Regions from separate parts of the Homo sapiens genome. Here region 2 is linked to region 1. Evidence: chromatin loops called from intact Hi-C (ENCODE). Cell type or tissue: endothelial cell of umbilical vein. All regions are shown on one strand. Each heading gives the region's core, and the rest is flanking DNA. Links, peaks and the distances in the headings are about the cores only. Region 1 overlaps SGIP1 (SH3GL interacting endocytic adaptor 1). Region 2 overlaps SGIP1 (SH3GL interacting endocytic adaptor 1).

What was found. Hi-C counts contacts between places; a loop is a spot of excess contacts. Peaks named below come from ENCODE experiments on the same cell type or tissue, not always from the same donor. Only the 100,000 strongest peaks of a DNase experiment are listed, where the experiment ranks them.
Region 2: it touches region 1 in a loop (6-fold over the local background); 2 of 110 quality-filtered maps call a loop at or near these places.

Annotation. Positions count from the first base shown.
Region 1 is chr1:66,563,053-66,565,972 of GRCh38, reverse strand. All of the region lies in intron 1 of SGIP1 (SH3GL interacting endocytic adaptor 1), which reads right to left. Among named protein-coding and RNA genes, the nearest start is that of SGIP1, 30 kb to the right of the region's middle. In endothelial cell of umbilical vein, for the core only: no CTCF peak of the experiment used is centred there; DNase peaks (open chromatin) are centred at 1,532 and 2,342; H3K27ac peaks cover 2,139 bases.
Region 2 is chr1:66,675,734-66,678,653 of GRCh38, reverse strand. SGIP1 (SH3GL interacting endocytic adaptor 1) reads right to left here. Exons shown (of 25, transcript NM_032291.4): 13 at 1,558-1,650. Among named protein-coding and RNA genes, the nearest start is that of MIR3117, 49 kb to the right of the region's middle. In endothelial cell of umbilical vein, for the core only: no CTCF peak of the experiment used is centred there; a DNase peak (open chromatin) is centred at 1,553; H3K27ac peaks cover 1,816 bases.

The DNA of each region.
Region 1 (2,920 bases), core at 150-2,649:
TGGCAAATGAGAATGAGATGACTGCTTACAATTTACACTACACTTGATTTCAGTATTTCCTGCTTTCTACTTTCTTCTAGAAATATAACATAGTAGCATTAATAATGTTTTTCTTGAAAACCTACACTTTATATTCTACAAGAGCGAAGGCAATTCTTAGTGTACTCACCACCCAGTGCCAACACAGAGTCTAGCACAGGGAGGTGAACAAAAGTGTGTTGAATAAATGTGTAAGCAAATGATTTATTTAACTTAGAGGAGCGAGAGTCTTCTAGCTTTTGGATTCCACCGTGACCAGCTTTTTCTGGAAATCTAAGCCCAAATTTCAGAAAGTCTTTTCCAATACAACCTCCAATTTTAGAAATCTCTCTCTCTTCAGAGGTACTTTCTGCTCATACCTCTCTCACTTGGAATTTTTTTACTGCCTCATCGTTTTCATGTATAGCTCTATTGTCCCCAATTAATCTGTAAGTTTCTTGATGCCAGAAACCTTGGTTTATCCTTTTTATGCCCCTTACCCCTTAATACAACTCTAACATAATTAAGTTTGAATTTCTACTCATTTCTGATAATGATGACAGTTTTTGTAAAGACATCCCAAGAGTAACATGGTAAGATGTTTCAAACATAAAATAAATGAAAATCAGGCCATCAAAAATAAGAGCCCATATAAATGAAAGAAAAGGGATAAATTATTTCAGAATTAGTTAGAGTATTATACCTGGGCAATAAATTTGGTTACAAGTTTTCTAGCACTAAACTGAAAAGGGAGACACCCAAATTACATGTCAGATGACAATGCATTAGCAGAAACGTTTTTCCCCAGACATGGAACTCAAGTAGAAATTTACTGGGGGAATCACTGTAGCACAAAGCAAACTGGCAGTGGAGTCAGGGGGTCCTGGTTTTACATCTACTGTCTGCCCCCTTCCAGATTGTATGACTTCGGGCCAGGCACTTAAGCTCTCCAGACCTCAGTTTTTCTTCATTTGGAAAATGAGGACTGATCATTATAAGCCCCACAGGGTTATTGTAAGAAGTGTTACTATTACGCTAGTTACATAACAAAAATACTCACTAGTACTATTGCAAGCTTACTGTACCCCAGACATGAAGTTGAGGACTCTAGGTGTAAAATCTCATTTCCCTGTAAATTCCTCCTTGGGAAGGAGGGGACTGAAGTAACTACCCTAAAAGCCCACAGATAGTAGATTGTGTGATTCTTGGTGACCACTAGATCAAAGTTAGTTTCTTTACCTTTGTGTGGACTGGTGAACACCTCCTACCATTACATTTTTACAAAAAGAATAACTGATGCAGCATGATTTCCTGCTTGTATTGTCTGCTCACGACTGCAGGGCATCTTTGGGCTGTATGTGGACCAGTGTAAAGAGGAAATGGCAGATGACACAGACATCCTAACTATCTCAAGAATCACATGAAATATATGTATTTCCACGCCTGCTTTGCTTGTGTACATTTGTTTATATTGGTCAGGTCAAACCACAGCTTCCTCTGACTCAATGTCACTGAATTTTCCCTGGTTACTGGATACAGTAACATATTGCCTAACTTCATCCGGTCACTCTCTGCTTCCAAGGAGATCTTAGTTCCAGATGAGGCATAAGTCATGACAGCATTTTACCATGTTAGTGAATTATAGAAGAGTCAATGGACTGAGCCTGAGGAGACCTGAGTTCAAGTCCAGGTATGCCACTCCTTAGCCATGGGACATAGGGAAGGTCATTCTGAAATCACCATTGATAGAGTGAGTCAGCTGAACTAGTTTAGTCGTTTCCAAATTGCTTCTTTAGAGATCTGTCTCAGAGACTATTACAGCAGGGTAAGGGGAAGATTAAGATGTTTTCAACTCCTAACTTCAATCTAAGCCGCTCCAATTTTATCAGTTTTTGTTTATTGAATGTTGACTTTAATTTGGTTTAAGAAAGGGCTTCTGACCTGTTGAACTATATGATTGCTTACAGTCTGGGTTTAACAATCTCTGGACACACATCTATTCATGGCAGGACTGGCTGCCCTAGATAGGACCTCTGCGTTACAATTTGCCCCTAACAGTAAGGGATAGTAGCTTTCTAAGAGTTAAGGAAGAGACATTCATCTTTCTCTTTGCTAGCTTCTGAAAATAAGTCAAGTATTTCAAATGATATTCTTTCTCTTCAACTACCACAGGAAGACATTGGTTAGAAGGGAGATCAGATGAACTGGGAAATTATTTACTGCTTCCAGCAAATTACTTGGGTGGAGGGGGGTGGGGGAACAAACTCTTTCTCCCCTTTAGCACTGCTGGGAGGAAGTAAACAAAACATTCCATCCGATGTGATTCAGAATTTCCCAGCTGCTAAGCCAATCAGCCTGCTGGAGAACTCTAAATCACTAGCACTTTCCCAAAACATCATCAAAGCACAGTCTTCCCTTGTGAAGAGATAGGAGCCGAGTGGATGGAGAGCCAGGGTCACAGTCAGGAGATCTGGTAGTTGTCTTTCTTCCCCTTCACCTTGGTGGAATCGGGCAAGTCACTCTCTTCTCTTGTCTTGGTGACCAAATCTGTTAAAGGAAGGCTCTGGACTAGATTTGTGTCTTGAAAGTTTCTTCTTGCTGCAACATGGCATGTTCCTCCAAATAACCCGGGAGTCAGACAGAGGGACAGCTCCAAATCCTCTGGCCTTATGTAACACTTTGCAGTATTAAAGTAGAAGTACCTCCCGTGCCGGCCCTGAGACACACTGACCCTCCCCTATTATCCCAAGGTTTACTGGGTGGGTTGTATCCCTCTTAGGCATCTCTTGTTCAGATTGTGTATTTATACCAAATTCTTGATGTTGTGGTTTTCCTCTTGTAGCTGATTTTTTTTTCTCTTTCTACTTCATACTAATGTTTCCAATAATTCAGGGCAATGCTC
Region 2 (2,920 bases), core at 258-2,757, 110 kb before region 1:
CCCTCATCCTAAAGCCTAGGAATATGTGGTTCTTAATCTTAATTATGAGCTTCTGAAAGCTACACCTCTAGTGGACCATATTTTCCCACAGAAGTTAAGAGTCAATCAGGGGCTCTGCTCCTGATTAAGGATCTCTGCCAAAAATCAAGGTCATAATCAACAAAATACCATAAAAACAAATAAAATACTGTAAAAGCCTAATAAGCTAAAATAGAAAACTTATGCTGCAACTACAACATGAGCAGAATGATATAATGCACATCAATTAAACAACAGCCTGTGCTGTGCTAAGTGTAACCACAGCACGTAAGACTCACAGCTCTGAAATACCAATAGTTAAAACCAATACATCACCTCCATAAACAATTCATTTACTTTCTTGGCATTTAGGAAAGGGTTTTCTAGGGATCACTTGCATAGCTCAGGTCTGTAAAGAAAGCTTTTCAAGGAAGTTACAGCTTTTTCACTAGTTTTGTTTTGCAGGGGAAAACATTCAAAATCATGCCACTGTGGTTCAAATATTTTAAAAATACATTTTTCAAAGTTCAGAAGTTTTTAAAAAATTGTTGATAATGATGTTTTTCCTATCCTGTTTAATGAGGGAAATATCTTTGGAAAGGCTAGATCACACGGCTTTATAGCAATAATATTTCCAACAAACAACCTCTTGGCCTTTGATTATGAATCCCCGCGGTTAATTCTCATGATCACCTTTAGGCACCAAGGCGTAAGCTCTGGAGATGCTGAACTGGAAAAAGTATTGGTTGGTCTGTATGTGAGCCCAAAGGAGTAAAAACATCCTCTGCATCTCTCTCCTCCCCAAACACCTTTTTTTGAAAAGAGTGCTTTCCACAGGCATGCTTCAGAGGCAGTCTACTGAAAAGGGAATTCAATAAATCTTTAAGAAGGGTGGCTTTACCTGATGAACAATCCATTCAGTCCAAATAGCCCAACCCACCACCGGTGAACGGCTATCTGGATCTTCAGGACCTCCTTTCCCAGACGCCTGGGTCATGCTGGAAGAAGCCAGACTGATGGCAACTTTCACATACATTTACTCTGATCTACTATCTCAGCTTCTCTCTACCATATAGCCTCAGTTCTCTTGTTCCCCAATTGTCACTCTTTCCTATCAATGTGTCCTTTCTGTCCTGTGCAGCCTCAGTTGCTCTATAGGATGAGCAGAGACCGTATTAGACTTGTTCACCTCTGTGTTATATGATAGCCTAATGCCTGGAATGCAGTAGTTTCTTTAGCTCCCTTGCTTCTTATTCTTACTTACGTACAATGAATAAATGAATGAATAAGCATGTGGGATTTCAGAAAAGGCTATGATTCAAGGTTAATAATTTGCTTTATTATGTTATTTTCTTCCTGTCTTCATAACCTGCCCTGAGTTCTTTAACTTGAAAGCCTGTTAGAATAACATCTCTTCTTAATATTATTCAGTTCTAATGTTGCTTACATAGACTTTTTAAGAGTTGCCTAATTTCACTATGCAGACAGACACTAAAATGAGTCACTTATTTTTCCAGACAGAGCAGACACATAACTTACTTCCAGTGGGAAAAGGCCTTGTTAACTTTGGCGACTCCATGCTTGGATTAATTGGTTGGCCTGAACCCCATATCTCAGGCTGATCTAAAAGAACTGGAAACAAAAAAGAAGATTTCCCAGGGTGAGTTAAAAAAAATCCCCATACTTTAGAACTTAAAATTTCGATTTCAAGTTGAGCTTTACAAAATTATTTTCCTCTTGTCTCAGTACTAAAAAATTAACTTAGGAATGTGCTGCTCCTTATTCTTTTCAAGCAGAGAATAGAAATAGGAGTGTGGTGTGAGTGTGGGTGGGAGGAGTGTCTGTGTGTGTACATATAGCTACATAAAAACTTTCAGAGCAGAATCTGCATTTGCTTCCTGGGTGGTCACGTAAGGACATTCTGAGTATCAGTACATGTACTGGCTCTGTTTCAGGTACCCATTTGAAAATCCAGACATTAACCCCATGAACATTTGTTTTGCTGTAAGTTGGTTGATTTAAAGCCTCCTATAAATATGCTTCAAAACTGAAAACGCCTGCATTCTATGCAGTGGTTCCTATCCTTGAAGGGTCTTTACATAAACCTTTTACAGCATCATAAAAAGAAACTAAACTATCCTAAAAACACTTGGTGAATATGTTAAGAGAACCAGAAAAATGAGTGCTTAGGCACCGAACATAGGGCAATTAGGTTTTGGGCCTAAGGACACTGAATTTAACATTTCTTCTCTTTCTTTTTGCTTCCTGTTCTGATTATTAAAAATACCTATGATAATGCAAATAGTTAGTGCTTCTCAGTACCTATCCTGTGGCAGGGACTATGCAAGTACTGCTGTAATTCATTATGTTGTCTAGGACAGGCTGGGAAGTCAGTTGGATGTGGTTTGAATCTATCCTCTGCACTGACCGTAGGACCTTGGCAGGTTGCTTAACCTCTCTGCGCTGCCTTCCTTTAGTGTAAAGTGGAGATAATAAAAGCAACCTTAGAGAGTTATGAAGAGGATTAACAGAGGAAAGATATATGAATAGAGTATATATAAAATGTCTATAAAACACGTATCACAAGGCCAGTAGCTGTTACTGTCTATTTGAATACTCTTACCACCACTATGTGGTTGATACCAGTTCCACTTATGGGAGAGGAAAATAGTGATAGGAGTGGTTTAATGAGGTGTCCACGGTAAAAGCAGAAGAGCTAAGATCTGATGTAGCAGACTTTTAACTCTAAAATACATATTTTTTCCCCAGACCATTTCAACTAGTGATAGAAAGATCTTTCTAGGCCAGGCATGGTGGCTCACAGCTGTAATTCCAGCACTTTGGGAGGCTGAGGTGGGAGGATTACATGAGTCCAGGAGTTCGAGACCAGCTGGGCAACATG